3 separate regions of the Mus musculus genome follow, and all the other regions are linked to region 2. The links are chromatin loops, found by intact Hi-C in ENCODE. Cell type or tissue: left cerebral cortex. All regions are shown on one strand.

Region 1 (5,000 bases), 140 kb after region 2:
GTTTTACTTAAATTCAACCACTGTAGAAGAGTGAATACCATTTATACCACTCGCTCTTTCACAAATAAGAAAACCAAAACCTGGAGATGTTAGGTGACGTGCCCAGGACCTCACAATTGGTCTTTGCAAATCTGAGTCTTGGAGGGTTGGAGAGATGGCTCAGTGGTTAAAAAACGCTGGCTGCTCTTCTAGAGGACTCAGGTTCAATTTCCAGCACCCATATGGGGAACACAGCAACCATCTGTACCCAGTCTTGAGGATCTCATGCCCTCTATTGGCCTCCGTGGAAGCCAGGCGTGGAGAAGCAGATGTGTAGGGAAGAAAAGCACCCTTGCACATAAAATGAACTTAAGATTTTTAGAAAAATCAGAGCCTCAAAGGCAAGACTGAGCTCAACACTGCCTCCGCTTTCGTGATCACCCTGCACGGGCACTGAAGCCTCACAGACGTTCAGGATGGAATCTTAAAAATTCAGTGCGATCCCAGCTTCTCCTCATCAACTATTTAAATCAAGGAACAGCAATGTGGCTTGTGTCGCATGGTTGTTTGACATGATTAACAAGAGAGCACTGCAGAAAATTAAAATCCCTAAAGCAATGCGAAGGGCTGGGATGTAGCTCATTTGGTAGAATGTTTGCATAAAATCCTGGTTTCCTTCCCCAGCTGAAACCCAGCATGGTTCCCTGTAATTCCAGCACTGGTGGGATGGAGGTGTGCGGACCAAGAATTAAAGTGAGAGGCATTTTGGCTTTTCACATACAGGGGAGACAACATGTCCCCTCACTGTGATTAAAAAAAAAAAACAAAACAGTAACAATTAAGCCTTGTGTGGGCCATTCACCTTTAATCCCAGCACTCAGGAGGCAGAGTCAGGTGGATCTCTGAGTCCCAAGCCAGTCTGATCTACAGAGGAAATTCCAGGGCAGCCAGTGCTACACAAAGAAACCCTGTCTCCAAAAAAACCCTAAAAAGCAGAATGAAATAGAAATAAATCAGGTTTCTATTTGCTGGTAAAAACCTCAGAGACTTGGTCCAGTGCCTGGTAGGGAGACCCTGTATTCAGGGTACGGGCTGTGTATGGCCTGTCCTCCTTATCCCATGCTCTGGGTGTTGTTTCTTTGGCCTTTGTTATAAGGAGAGTTGGGGAATGGTAAACATCAATTTACATTTCCCAGATTTAGCAGAAAACACTTGTGTACCTAGAATCTTCACTCCTGGGTAACCTCAGGATAAAAAAGAGCGGGAGGTGAGTGTGGGAGGGATGAGTGAATCAGGGTCCAGGCAGAAGGAATAGGCTCTCATATCCCAGAGGTGACAGCAAGTCTCTCCAGCAAGTACTTTACCAGATCAGTTATGCCTTCACTCCAAGAGAAACAAGCCCTCTTGGTCTAAAGGGGCGGGCACCGAGCCCCCACCACACATTTCCAGGGAACTAGTGACCCTGGACCCGGCTCCTCCCTCGCAGACTCAAGCCCCTCCCTGCTGGGTGAGACCTAGTGGGGTGGAGGGTCTAGGCATTGCCTTCTCTGTAGCATAAGGACAGTTTAAGACACTTGAGGATCACAGTCGTTCAAATCCTTTACATCCTTCACATATCCTAAGTCTGAGCCGCCTCTTCCCCCAATCCAACCCCGCTATAGCTATCGGGGATAAAGTTTCTCTCGGGTGCAGATGCAATATTTTGCTTTTTAGGAAGGAAGGGAAGGAAAGAATAATCCAAATGTGTGTCTGCGAAGGACTTGAGACAGCGGAGGGCTTAGATCCACATCCTTCTTTGCTGAGATGAATCTTTTACAGCCCGGGAGGAAGCGACGGGTAGCCGGGAGAACCCAGGGCAGGGACTCCTAGAGAGCTCCCTCGGGGAAGGGCGGGGCCCTGGGCAGCACCGCTGGTAGGCGCTTGCCCTGGGCGACCCTTTCCTCCAGCTCTCCCAGCCCTTGGCAGGATCGCCCACTCAGTCCACCAGGAATCTTTCCTTCCTGTTCGTCGGATACCCCCGAACCCAGTCCCAGCTCTAAACCCTGGGGGATGCCTTCTCAGCCCAGTGCAGTAGAGTCCCGGACCCCGACCCCGATCTGTCGCTTCCGGCTTCGTTCGCCTCGGGCTACTCAGGGTCCCCAGCCGAGCTCTGTGCACCCGGGCTCGCCTTCCTCTGTTGGGACTCCTCCGCTCTTTCTCCTCGGGCTTGTTTCCTCCACTCCGCACTGCCAGCTTGCCTTCCCAACTCCCGCTTTGCTCCGCTCCCAGTTCCTCTGCCCAGAATCGGCATCCTGCCCTGAACCTATCCTGAGCCCCGAAGGCGTAGAAAACCGAGCCCCGGCCCTCTCCCGGGGTTCTCCCGCCGAACCCCTGCAGTCCTTCAAACTACCGGCAGCCCTGCCGGAGTGGGTTTCCCCGTGCCCGCAGCGCGCTGTCCCGCCAGGTCCCTCCAGCACGCGCTCCTAGCGCAGGTTCCCGCAGTGTCCCGGGGTCCGCCCCTCTCGCCTGGGTCCTGAGGCTCACCCAGGCTTGGCGCAGGCAGCGGCAACAGCAGCAGCAGCAACAGCAGCGGCGGCGGCGGCGGCGGCAGCAACGGCGGCAGAAACCCGGGCCGGCGCAGCGCGGGCAGGCGGCGCGGGGACGCGGTGCGCGGCTCAGCCATCGGTCTCTCGGTCCGCTGGGCTCGGCGACGCACGGCGCTACTCAGGGGGGTGGTTGGGGTCTCACGGGCTCACAGCGTCCCGCGGGGCCGGCGCCGGAGCCGGGGCCGGGGCTCGGGCCGGGGCCGAGCCCGGGCGGCGGGAGGCTGGGGCCGCATGCCGGCCTTAGCGGGGATCGGGTATCACGGAGAGCGCCGCTTGCGCCATCTTGCACCCACCGCGGCGATCTGTCAGCCGCGCCCGGGGTGCGCGCTCCGCACTCCGCCCGCGCCCGCACCGCCCTCCTCCTCTGCCCGCCGCCCCCCTCTCCTCCCCTCCCCCAGCCCCCTCTCCCTGGAGGCCGGGTCTGGGGAACAAAAGAGCCGGCGAGCGCTTTAAGCGGCCGGACATTCCCGGCTGCGCAGCGGACGCGCCCCCTGCGCTTTGAACTGCAGCGGGAGCTGCCGCGCCGACCCGGACTGCAGTAAGGTATCCGCTCCTCGTGGTCCGTCCGGACTTGAGGATCTGGGAACGTGAAGACTGTGAGAGAGGGTCCCAGCTGCGGAAAAACACGCAAAACTGAGGTGTTTGCGTCCCCCCACTTTCTCAGCGGTGTCTCTTCCACTATACCCAACTCTGTGTTTTTAAAGACAATTCCCTTAAAACTGCTCAAAGTTGTTAGACATTCGGTATCCTCTAGGTTCCTTGTCCTATTCAAGGGATGAGTTGTGTAGCTTCAAGACTGGCTTCTCAAGGCTAAGTTAGGGCACTCCCGTAGGTGAGAAGAGCACCCCTAACATAAGAGCCCCATAGAAACCCGAGATCCCTCCCAGTTCTGCCTGCTGTCCAGCCCAGTCATTCTCACTGAGTTGGTCTGAAACCTGAAGACAACACTATATTCCCTCAACTTTGCGGATCTTTAAGAGCAAGGGTCCAGGTAAATGACCTGTAGCTGGGTCAGCACACTGGAAGGTACAGTCGCCAGCAACTTCTCTTTGCTATCGTATCTGATGTCTCACATATGGGAAGACAGCTCTTCAGAGAGACATATATGTGCTGTCCAAGTTGATGTTGAGTCTTGTCTTTTTACTACTGTATGCAGACATATGTTGGGGTCCAACTTGATGGGGGAGTCCATCAAAATTACAGAGCACCCACTTAACCCTGGTAGCAGTGTCTGTCTCTGGCAGCATTTGGAGGCAAGAGTGTAATGGCTTCTCACCTCTCCTAGCCCAGGGTGGCCTTGAATCCACTTTGTAGTAGTGGGTGATCTTGGATTGTTTAATCCTCCTGTCTCCACCTTCCAAGTTCGAGGAGTACAAGTATTTGGCACCATGCTTTCATGCAGGTAAGTAAAGAAGGCTTGGTTCAGCAGGGAAAGGAACCTGCAGCCAAGCCTGACTCACCAGCATCCCTGGAACCTACATGGTTGAAAAAGAAAATGACACCCATAGGAAATTATTCTCTGACAGCGAGCCACACTTGCACCATGGCACATGTACAAACATACACACATAGACACACACACACACACACACACACACACACACACACACACACTCACACAGAGTAAATAGATAAAATGTTCTGCAATTCTCTAATTTAAATCTAATTTAAAAAACTTTCAGAGGAGTCCAGGATAATGGCACACATCATTAATCCCAGCACTTGGGAAGCAGAGGCGGGTGGATCTCTGTGAGTTCAAGGCCATCCTGATCTACATATAGAGTTTTAGGGCAGCCAAGACTACGTAGTGAGACCCTGTCTAAAACAACACAACCAAAACAAAACAAAAAGCCAAGCAGAGGTGGCATACACCTTTAATCCCAGCACTCAGGAGGCAGAGGCAGAGGATCATTGTGAATATGAGGCCAGCCTGGTCTATAGAGCTAGTTCCAGGACAACTAGGGCTACACACAGAGAAACAATGTCTTGAACCCCCACACACACAAATAAGTAAATAAATAGATAAATAAATAACAAAACAGAAAACCTTTAGGCCTCTAGTAATCAGATGTCTGTCCATGGGCAGATCTACATTAATATGAGCCTGAGAAGATAGCCTGCAATTCTGTGAGCAGAGCAGAGACCCCAGTCTGCCATTGCCACAAAAGGACTCATTGAGGAAGGGCCAGAGTGAGGCCTCTACAGACAACAGGGAAGGTAGTACTGAAGAAGGGGCCTCCTTGCGGCCTAAAGTCCTGGAATGCCCTCCTGCAGGCCTTGAATTATCAACCACCCCTTATTGGCATGTTCTGGACTCCAGAGAGGTCAAATTGGTGTCCTGAATTGCTGTCATTTTAAATTCATCTTGACAAGTGTTTAATTCTTCTTTATCACAACCCGTGGTCTGAGAGTGATATGCAAATAATGGCTATTCTG
Region 2 (5,000 bases):
AAAGTAACTGAGGAAGACTCATGATGCCAATTGGGGGGGGGTGCTACTTGTGCATCTATACCTATATAAACATGCACACACATGCACACCACACCACACATATACCTGGAAAACGAGAATGGTTTCACATCTATATGTTGCAGTTGGCAGCACCTGAATTTGACTGGCCAAGCCTTTTAGACCCTCGGCTCAGACGTAAGTCTCCCGTGTGAGTTCCCCATTTCTTCTGAATTTCCCTCTTCAAATGATAGAGTGAACTTTTAGGGTTTGCAGAATCTCCACCCCTTACCCAGAAATATGTCACTTCAAGGGTTAAAACTGCTGTTTCATTAAGACAGTGACTGCAGCAGACCCTCTTTGGTCCCTTTCTGCATGGAACGAGTCTCTGGTTGCAGGTGGACAAGGAGTTGGCAGGAATTGACAGACTCAACACTAGGGAGTGTCGATCTGAATGTAATTTGTCAAATCGAGCATCAAACTTTTTATAGGAAGTAGGGAAGTTGGGTGACACACTGGCAAGGTACAAAGAGGTTACTGGATTCTTACACAAAACAGAGGAATGCAAACACAGAAGGACTGGCAGGAACCAAGTGGGATAAAAATTCAATGTTAACAACTGGCATCAAAAACAGCTCCAGCTGGGCGTGGTGGCGCACGCCTTTAATCCCAGCACTTGGGAGGCAGAGGCAGGAGGATTTCTGAGTTCGAGGCCAGCCTGGTCTACAAAGTGAGTTCCAGGACAGCCAGGGCTATACAGAGAAACCCTGTCTCAAGGAAAAAACAAAAAAACAAACAAACAGGGGCTGGAGAGATGGCTCAGCGGTTGAGAGCACTGATTGTTTTCCCAGAGGTCCTGAGTTCAAATCCCAGCAACCACATGGTGGCTCACAACCATCCGCAATGAGATCTGATGCCTTCTTCTGGTGTGTCTGGAGACAGCTACAGTGTGCTCATATACATAAATAAATGATTCTTTAAAAACAAACAAACAAACCAAACCAAACCAAAAAAAACAGCTCCACCTAAGGTCCACTTAATCTTAGAAGCGGGGGGTGGGGGGTGGGGGGGGTTCCTGCCCTTGCCAAAGTTCCTACTCTAGTCTCTTGTATAGTCTACCTTCCCCCTAGGCCATTGTAAATACTTGTGTATGGGTATAACTCAGCTATCTATAGTTCTAAATATCTACTCTGGTTCCTTTTTAGGTCACAAACTTCCTTCTTCCTAGATAATGGTAAATTTCTGTGTAGGGCAGTGACTTAGCTATCCATGCCCAAGGTCGGATCAAGGACTGCGTAGAATCTAATTTAGCTATATGTCAAAATATCAATCCTTAGGAGCACTTGTAATAAAGCAATATTAAGGGAAAGCACGCAGATCCAACTAAAGCAAAGACATTGGAGCATTCGTTATACAGGATGCCACGATTCCAGGAGACTAAGTTTCCATGAACTTTTCGCCTCGGGACAGAGCTCAGGTTTTCGGGGCCTGTCGTGCTTGTCACTACTGGAGTGGATGTAGAAAGTGACCTGCCAGTCTCCTCTGAAAATCACCCTCTGGGGGTGTGATTCCGTGATTAAGAGTGATTCCCATTAGTTCCGAAGACCCAGGTTCAGTTCCTAGCATCCAGTCAGTCAGCTTGCAGCTGCCTACTCTAACTCCAGCTCCAGGAGATCAGACACCCTATTCTGACCTCTAAAGATACCTATACACACTTGGAATATAGTGACACACACACATGCACACACCCCTGTAATCCCACTACTGGGTAAACAGAGACAAAAGGACTGAAAGTCTAAAGTCAGCCAGGACCACAAAGCAAGCTCCCATATCAAGAGAAGAGGCACGCAGGTATTGGTTTAAATACACTTAAGCCCCTGCCCCAAAGTTATTTGATAAATACTCTAGACTAGGACTCAGAAGAAATTTTATTTATTTAAGACGGGGCCCCAGGTAGCACAAATTAGTCTCAAACTTTCTGTACAGTGGGAGATGACCTTGAACTTCTGATCTTCTTGCCTCGACCTCCCCAGTACTGACATTACAGGCAACAGCTACTGTGCCTGCTTTTCTTGATGCTAAGAAACAAGGGCTTCACTCTACCAACTGAGCTACATCCCCACCTCAGGAACCTGTTTTCTAAGAATTTTTATTTCGTTTTATGGTATGTGTATTGGTGTTTTGCCTGCATGTATGTCTGTATGACAGTGTCAGATTCCTAGAACAGGAATTACAAAGAGCTGCCATGTGAGTGCTGGATATTGAACCCAGGTCCTCAGGAAGAGCAGTCAGTTCTCTTAACTGCTCAGCCAACTTTCTAGCCCCAGGAATCTATTTTCTTTTCTTCTTCTTCTTCTTTAAAAAAAAAAAAGATTTATTTATTTTATGAGTATACTGTCACTCTCTTCAGACACACCAGAAGAGGGCATCAGATCCCATTACAGATGGTTGTGAGCCACCATGTGGTTGCTGAGAATTGAACTCAAGACCTCAGGAAGAGCAGTCAGTGCTTTTAACAACTGAACCACCTCTCCAGTCCCAAGAATCTATTTTCTATTGCTAGAACTATGGAATGCTTATTTGAAGTAAGCTGTGTCTCCACTTTGATGATACCAGCCTGCGTTTTTCTAAGATCTCTCTTAAGGCTTTTTCCCACCAGGGTCATGTCCATCCTTTGTGTCAGAGATGAAGGAGATGAAGCACTCTCCACCCTCCAGTGGCAGTGAGTGCTTTGGGCTGAAGGTAACCTCAGAAAGTGAGACAGGGGGCTCTATCGTCCTGCTGTTTTTAGAGAGATGGTCAGTAGGTGGCACTAATTTACCACTCTTCCCTCCAGTCTGTGTGAGAGGAAGTAGTTCTTGGAGTTAACCCAGTGGAACACCAGTATCACAAATTTTGGAGATAGTTCCAGGAAACATTTGTTTGATTTTTGGGTTTTTTTTTGGGGGGGGGGGGCGTTGCTTGTTTGTTTTTGGTTTTTCAAGACAGAGTTTCTTTGTGTACCTCTGGCTATCCTGGAACTATGTTGTAGACCAGGCTGACCTCAAACTCACAAAAATCTGCCTGCCTCTGCTACCTGAGTGCTGGGATTAAAGGCCTGTGCCATCACTGCCCAGGTTTTTTGAAAAATTTAAAGGGCACAGATATTGGGTGGAAATGTTTTCAAGTTGGGACTGGAGTGAGAAGGAAAAAAAATGTTTTCACACATGAGGACCAAAATGAAGCATTCCAAATAACTAAAAACAAAGTTGGAGGATTCCTAGTTTCCTTCTTTCAAAACTGCAGAAGGCCAGCAGGATTGTAGTAGACAGATAAAGCAAAGGAATAGACTGGTAAGTTCATAGATAAGGTTGTTTAAGGCCCATTGATTTTCATCAGAGCTGCCAAGACCCTTCAATAAGGAGTTTTTCACCAAATGGTGCCAGGTCTGCAAGATAACCACATGCAAAAGAATGAAGTGAGATTCATCCTTTTACTATATATGAAAGCCAAGTCAAAATGGCTCAGAGACAAGGGCTGGGGTGTAACTCTCATGGTATGGTGCCTAATATGCACTGAGCTCTGGGTTTGATTCCCCAGCACTGCATAAAATGGGGTGTTGTCTCTAAAGTTCTCTAAAGCCCCATAGATTCTGTTCTTGTCCCCTCTAGGTAGCTTCCCGTCTGTACCTTTTCCTACTGCTATGCCACATATATATCCTGGTAAGAGTCACTCAGTACTGAGCGGTTAGCCAGCACAGCACTGGCTGAGAATAAAAACTCAGGGCTTTGCTGAGGTGAACGTTTATTTGGTCCAGAAAATAAGCAGACTCCACAGTGGAGAGGATCAAGCCACGAGCCAGTGGCTGTTCTGTGCTTGCTTGTTTGTTTGGTTGTGTTGGGAAGGAACCTGGGACCTTGTGCATGCCAGAGACATTTCTACTTGATTATAAACTGCACCCACAGGAGCTAGGCAGATGCTGACCCGAGAAAGCAAATCCAACACAGCACAATGATGGCCAAAGGTGCTCAGACTGACCAGGGGAACATGGATTTTTGTTCTGATACTAAATGGTGCCCTATCTTCCTCCAGCCCTCCGTGACCTGTTTCCTGACAGTTTTGGAGTAGTTGGTAGAAAAAGAAAGAAAACCATCTCATCCCAACTGTGCTTCCCATCTCCTGGTTGGTTGGTTTTGATTTTTCAAGCAGGAGCTTATGTGCTCACGCTAGCCTCGAACTTACTTCGAAGCTTAGGCTGCTCTTGAGTTCCTGATTCTCCAGCTTCCTCCCAAATGCTGAGATCCAGTATAGACTAGTGTGCTAGCCCGCTCTCTCCCTCCCCTGCCATCTGTTGATGCTCCAGGGTTGCTCTGACACCACCTACTGGCCCTTGGTTTACTATTTTAAACCCTTTAAACCAAAACTAAATCCTGTCCCTGAAGACCAGTTGTTTCACTCCAGGGGCAGGTGTTACCCACAGCAGAGGCCTGCAGTCTAGAAAAACAGGGTGTCTGTAGAAGGCTTGAAAGCAAAGAAAGAGAACGTCTGTCATTTAGAGCAAGGTCAGCCAGACCAGCTAGAGGAGACAACAGAATTGGGAGAAGCCAGAGGACCACTTGGCCAGAATCCTAGGCCAGCTATTGTATAATCTCCTTCATGCTGGAAAAAAGAGACAAAAACTGGGACATATTTTAAGCCTTGCTCAGGAGCCCAGAACAGACTCATAACTCCAGGAATCTCTGCTTTTCTCTGAAAATGGAAAATGTGAGCTAAGGGAACAAACGTAACAGATGGAGCTGCCCAGCTCTGTAATGTTGGGACACTGGACCTTGTACCACCTTGGTCCCATTTTCTACAGCCCCTGTGCTCGGAGCATCTGGTGTAATTTAAAGGCTGAAGGATTGCATGGTGGCCTCAGAGTCAAAGCACAGGATGCGCGTTTATCAAAGCTCTGGCTTTGCTGGGCTGCTAGCAAGAACAAATCAAATATAAAGGAACACACATTCAGGACTGGGGGATGGAGC
Region 3 (5,000 bases), 57 kb after region 2:
CAGGAGGACTGCCATGACTTTATAGTCACCATAGGCTACATATTGAAACTTTGTACCAAAAACCAAAAGCAGAGGGTTGGAGAGATGGCTCAGAGGTTAAGAGAGCACTTGCTGTTCTTGAAGAGGACTGACTGTCTTATTCAGGGTTTGTATTCCTGTACAAACATCATGACCAAGAAGCAAGTTGGGGAGGAAAGGGTTTATTCAGCTTATACTTCCACACTGCTGTTGATCACCAAAGGAAGTCAGGACTGGAACTCAAGCAGGTAAGGAAGCAGGAGCTGATGCAGAGGCCAATGAGGGATGTTCCTTACTGGCTTACTTCCCCTGGCTTGTTCAGCTTGCTTTCTTATAGAACCTAAGACTACCATCCCAGGGATGGCACCACCCACAAGGGGCTCCCCCCACCTTGATCACTAATTGAGAAAATGCCTTACAGCTGGATCTCATGGAGGAATTTCCTCAACTGAAGCTCCTTTCTCTGTGATAACTCCAGATGTGTCAAGTTGATACAAAACTAGCCAGTACAAGGACAGGGATTCAGTTCCCAGCATCCACAAGTTAGCTCACAACCATCTGTAACTATAGTTCCAGGGGATTTGACACCCTGGTTGGTCTCCTCAGGCATCAGGCATGGACATGGCATACATATATACATGCATGCAGGAAAAACACTCATACAACTAAAACAAAATAAATACATCTTTAAAATAAAAACAGGCTGCAGTGCTCTAGGGAGTACAGCTGATCCTTGCATGAGGCAGATCAAGATCAATACTGGCATGGTGAAGTGACTACTCAAAGAAGGGGTGTGTGAGAACGGAGCAAGGCAGCAAGAAGAAAAGGTTAGAAACATGAAGGTTGAAGATGGTGACAACTATGCCATGGGGGGGGGGGGGTGCTGGAAAGATGGCTAGTGGTTAGGAGCACTGACTGCTCTTTCAGAGGTCTTGAGTTCAATTCCCAGCAACCACATGGTGGCAAAACCATCTGTAACGAGATCCGATGCCCTCAGTTTCTGAAGAGAACAGCATACTCATATACATAAAATAAATACATCTTTAAAAAGAAGAAGAAGGAGGAAGAGGAGGGGGAGGAGGAGGAGAAGGAGGAGGAGGAGGAGGTGGTGACGGCAGAGATCCTACAAGAGTTCCGGATGATGATCCCAGACTGCCAGCACCAGTTAGAGGCTGCATATATATCCATACTCAGATATTAGAAAGTGGAGAAGACTTAGAAGAAGAGAAGGAGTATAAAGAAACACATGTAGTGCTGGATTCAGCAAAGTTAGAAGCCTGAAGATTTTCTGTACAAGGTGTTTTTTGCATTAAATCCTGGGGTCCATTCAACAATTCTTTTTGTTTGTTTGTTTGTTTTCGAGACAGGGTTTCTCTGTGTAGCCCTGGCTGTCCTGGAACTCACTCTATAGACCAGGCTGGCCTCAAATTCAGAAATCCACCTGCCTCTGCCTCCCAAGTGCTGGGATTAAAGGCATGTGCCACCATGCCTGGCAAAGATTTATTTATTTATTTTATGTAAGTACACTGTAGCTGTCTTCAGACACCCCAGAAGAAGGCATCAGATCTCATTACGGATGGTTGTGAGCCACCATGTGGTTGCTGGGATTTGAACTCAGGACCTTCGGAAGAGCAGTCAGTGCTCTTAACCGCTGAGCCATCTCTCCAGCCCCCATTATTTTTGACCACTGTCTTTAGTAATATGAAAATGTGATTCTTTTTATGCAGTTGCATATAATTTTTTTGTATAATGTGTCAAATAAATGAATTCATCTAAAGAAAAATTTTTTAACGTTTTAAATTGAGGGCCAAACAAGATGGCTCAGTGGGGAAAAAAAGATGCTTGCCACCAAACCTGACAACTTGAGCTCAATCCCAGGACCTCCATGGTAGAACAAGAAGTTGTCCCCTGACCTCTACACACATACTGCCCCCCAATGTAAAAACATTATATTTTAAAATTCAATGCTTATTTGAAATTGCTTAGCTCAGTAGCAGCACAGAGAAGCGCCCCACTGTTGCATCAGAGGACAGAACACCACACGATCTACTCTGGACCTTGTTATCCCAGCCTGTCCCTGAGAGCTTCCACCCAGGCAAGGATGCCTAAATTTTAGGACATCTGGCTTCTGCCAGAAACTGTGCTGAGGTAACATCTTTTCTGTCACTGGTCCTCTGGGAGAAGACTATGGCCTTACCTTATAAAAGGTAAGTGACTGGAATGGGATTTGAACCCTAAAACTTAAGGATCCTACTACTATATAGGATACTTTTTTGTTTAACAGCTGGACTAAGCCAATTCTTCTCCTTGCTCATCCCCTCTCTTTCCCCTTCCCCCTCCCCTCCCTTCCCCTCCAGTGCTCAGGATAGAAGTCAAGACCTTGTGTATGGCTAAGCAAGTGTTCTGCCATGGAGAGACATTCCTAAGGCATGGATGGACCCGTCCCGTCACTTAACAGAAATACCTGCAAAGAGAACATCTGCCCCACTAACGTACACCATAGTTATCCAAGTTTATAGGTGAGGAGACCCATGCCAAACCACACAGCGGAACGGTCCACGGTGTACGTACGTTCCTGAGTTCTCCAGACATACGATGAGAATCTCTGACTGTGACACCCATGAATCTGAATTTCAACCAGCTGCCCAGTGGTGAGCATCGGCGCTGTCACAAAGCAGCCAACCTTGAGAACCTGTGACCCTATACATCAAAGTCTTACCTCTGCCTTCTTGGCACTGTGGATTGTCAGGATCTTGGAGGATAAAATCCAGCTCACCAGGTCCCAGGCCTGTTTGTCTGTGTCTCTGGAAGACTGTAGAAGTTCCTTCAAGTTGGGTAACCTGCCAGTGTCCGCAAGCTGAAAGGAGAAAGGACCTCCATTAGCAAGAATCCCAAATAAAATGGTGATTGAACGCCCTCTAGTGGTGAGGTGGAAAACTTCACTCCTATCCGGAGGAATTTTCCAAGAGGTAATCTCCGACCTAAATAATACCAAACCCTGAAAATGTTCAGTTCTAAAAGGTTATGCTCTGTTTTATTCACTTGGCACAAAACATGACCTAAGCTGCTGCAGGTTTAGTCTCTGTCCTGTTATAACTGATGCCCTCAGCTGCAAGAATGTTACTGCGTGGGATGGCTGGAGGCGGCAGGGGTTGGGGCTGAATGAGTGGTACCCTGCCCCTCGTGAACAGAGGGGTTGGTGCTGTTCTTACTTCTTGCTCCTACGCCCTGCCTCTTCCACAACCAGTCCCTGCCCAGGCAGGAGGTCCTTTTACTGAGCATCTACTCAGTGCCAGGCCCTGTACTTCTGGGAGGCATGGAGAGGGGAATCTTGGGAAAATGGAGAAGGAAGCGAGTAATTCTTATTTAAAAGTGCTCAGGGCTGGGTTGTGAGACGGCTCAGCAGGCAAAGACACTTGCCGCCAAGTCTGACAACTTGAGTCCCATCCTCAGGACACACACAGTGGAAAGAGAGAGCTGACTCCCACACTCTGACCTCCACATGTTCACAGTGGCACAACTAACTGTATACACACACACACACACACACACACACACACACACACACAATGAAAATGAAATAAGAGTAAAGAACTCATTGCAGAGGATATACACAAAGTGGAGAGGCTGAGGCAGAAGGGTCAAGAATCAAGCAAGGCCCACCCGGGTTAGCTACCTAGTTAGTGATTTAAAAAACTGCTTGAGGGGGAGAGAGCTCAGTGGTTAAGAGCACTGACTGCTCTTCCAGAGGTCATGAGTTCAATTCCTGGCAATCACATGGTGGCTCACAACCATCAGTAATGGGATCCGATGCCCTTTTCTGGTGTGTCTGAAGACAGCTACAGTATACTCATACACATTAAATAAATAATTCTTAAAAAAAATAAAATAAAAAATGGCTTGAACTATATGGTAAAACAGACATAAATAAATAAATAAATAAATAAATAAATAAATAAAATAAAGTTAGGGTTGTGTCTCAACAGTAGGTTGCTTGCCTAGCACACACAAGACCCTGGGTTTAATCCCCAGTATTGGAAAATAATAATATTCTGTAGTCAGGCTGGGAAGCACCCCCTGTAATCCCAGACACAAGAGCCCAAGACAGGAAGGTTGCTGTGAGTTTGAAGCCAGTTTGGGCAACAAAGCAAGATGCTACCTATAACACAAAAGAAAAGAAGTAAGAGGCCCCATGCTTGACACTCAGCTCTGCATTGAACCGCAGAACAACACCTGGTATACAGTAGATACAAAGGATTAGAAGTTCAAGGTCATTCCTGCAAGTTTGGCATCAGCCTGGGGATCCAGAGATCCATAAGGCTCTATCGTGAAAAAAAAAGGAAAGGAGGAAGAAAAGGAAGAACGGCAAAGAGAAGAAGAAAAAAAAAAGAATAACGAAGGACACTCGACTTCCTCTTCTCTTCTGGGGTCATATTCAGTTTGTTTGTTTGTTTCTCTATTACATATCCACTAGCCCAGAGCCAGAGCCGGAGCCAGCGCTCAGCCACTTCCTTGACTTGCTAGCACTCCTGCTCTCTCACCTCATCCTGTGAGCCACAGCCCTACCTTCCACCCAGTCCTGGGCTCAGAGAGCACAAAAGAGCAGTAGTTAGACTTCTTTTGGGGGCTTCGGACAAATGGTAAAGACTCCAACCAGCTCCAATCTGGACACGGGCCCCACCCCAGCTCCACGTAGGAAGTCATCTACCAGACCCTTCCACTGCCACCTGCCCAGAGAGGACCCTGGCTGTGCCCTGCCTCCCTGGGCCTCCATCCGCCCACACTCTTGAGCCTCCTTATACAGCCCGAGGCACTTTCCACATTATTCTGCTCTATTAAGTCAAGAGTCTTCCTGTCTACATTATGTGAGTAAAACCACACAAGAAGGGATGCCAGACAAAATACAAGCTGCCCAGTTACACGGGAATTTCAGATGAGCAACAACAACATCTAAGATGATCTGGGGTGAGGGGAATGGGAGG

Evidence for each region. Hi-C counts contacts between places; a loop is a spot of excess contacts. Peaks named below come from ENCODE experiments on the same cell type or tissue, not always from the same donor. Only the 100,000 strongest peaks of a DNase experiment are listed, where the experiment ranks them.
Region 1: a loop joins it to region 2, with 4 times the contacts of the local background. A loop is called at or near these places in 17 of 42 quality-filtered maps.
Region 3: a loop joins it to region 2, with 4 times the contacts of the local background. A loop is called at or near these places in 30 of 42 quality-filtered maps.

What each region holds. Positions count from the first base shown.
Region 1 is chr9:65,139,056-65,144,055 of GRCm38, reverse strand. It overlaps Igdcc3 (immunoglobulin superfamily, DCC subclass, member 3), which reads right to left and starts at 2,902. Exons shown (of 14, transcript NM_001357257.1): 1 at 2,503-2,902. The coding sequence starts at 2,641. In left cerebral cortex, a CTCF peak has its summit at 3,100; DNase peaks (open chromatin) are centred at 1,907, 2,290, 2,475, 2,922 and 1 more place; H3K4me3 peaks cover 1,850 bases; H3K27ac peaks cover 318 bases.
Region 2 is chr9:65,281,287-65,286,286 of GRCm38, reverse strand. No RefSeq gene overlaps it. Among named protein-coding and RNA genes, the nearest start is that of Clpx, 10 kb to the left of the region's middle. In left cerebral cortex, CTCF peaks have their summits at 2,620, 2,819 (motif pointing right) and 4,352 (motif pointing left); DNase peaks (open chromatin) are centred at 2,800 and 4,570; H3K27ac peaks cover 1,324 bases.
Region 3 is chr9:65,223,928-65,228,927 of GRCm38, reverse strand. Parp16 (poly (ADP-ribose) polymerase family, member 16) reads right to left here. Exons shown (of 7, transcript NM_177460.4): 3 at 2,738-2,875. Among named protein-coding and RNA genes, the nearest start is that of Parp16, 12 kb to the right of the region's middle. In left cerebral cortex, CTCF peaks have their summits at 2,925 (motif pointing left) and 2,952 (motif pointing left); a DNase peak (open chromatin) is centred at 2,871.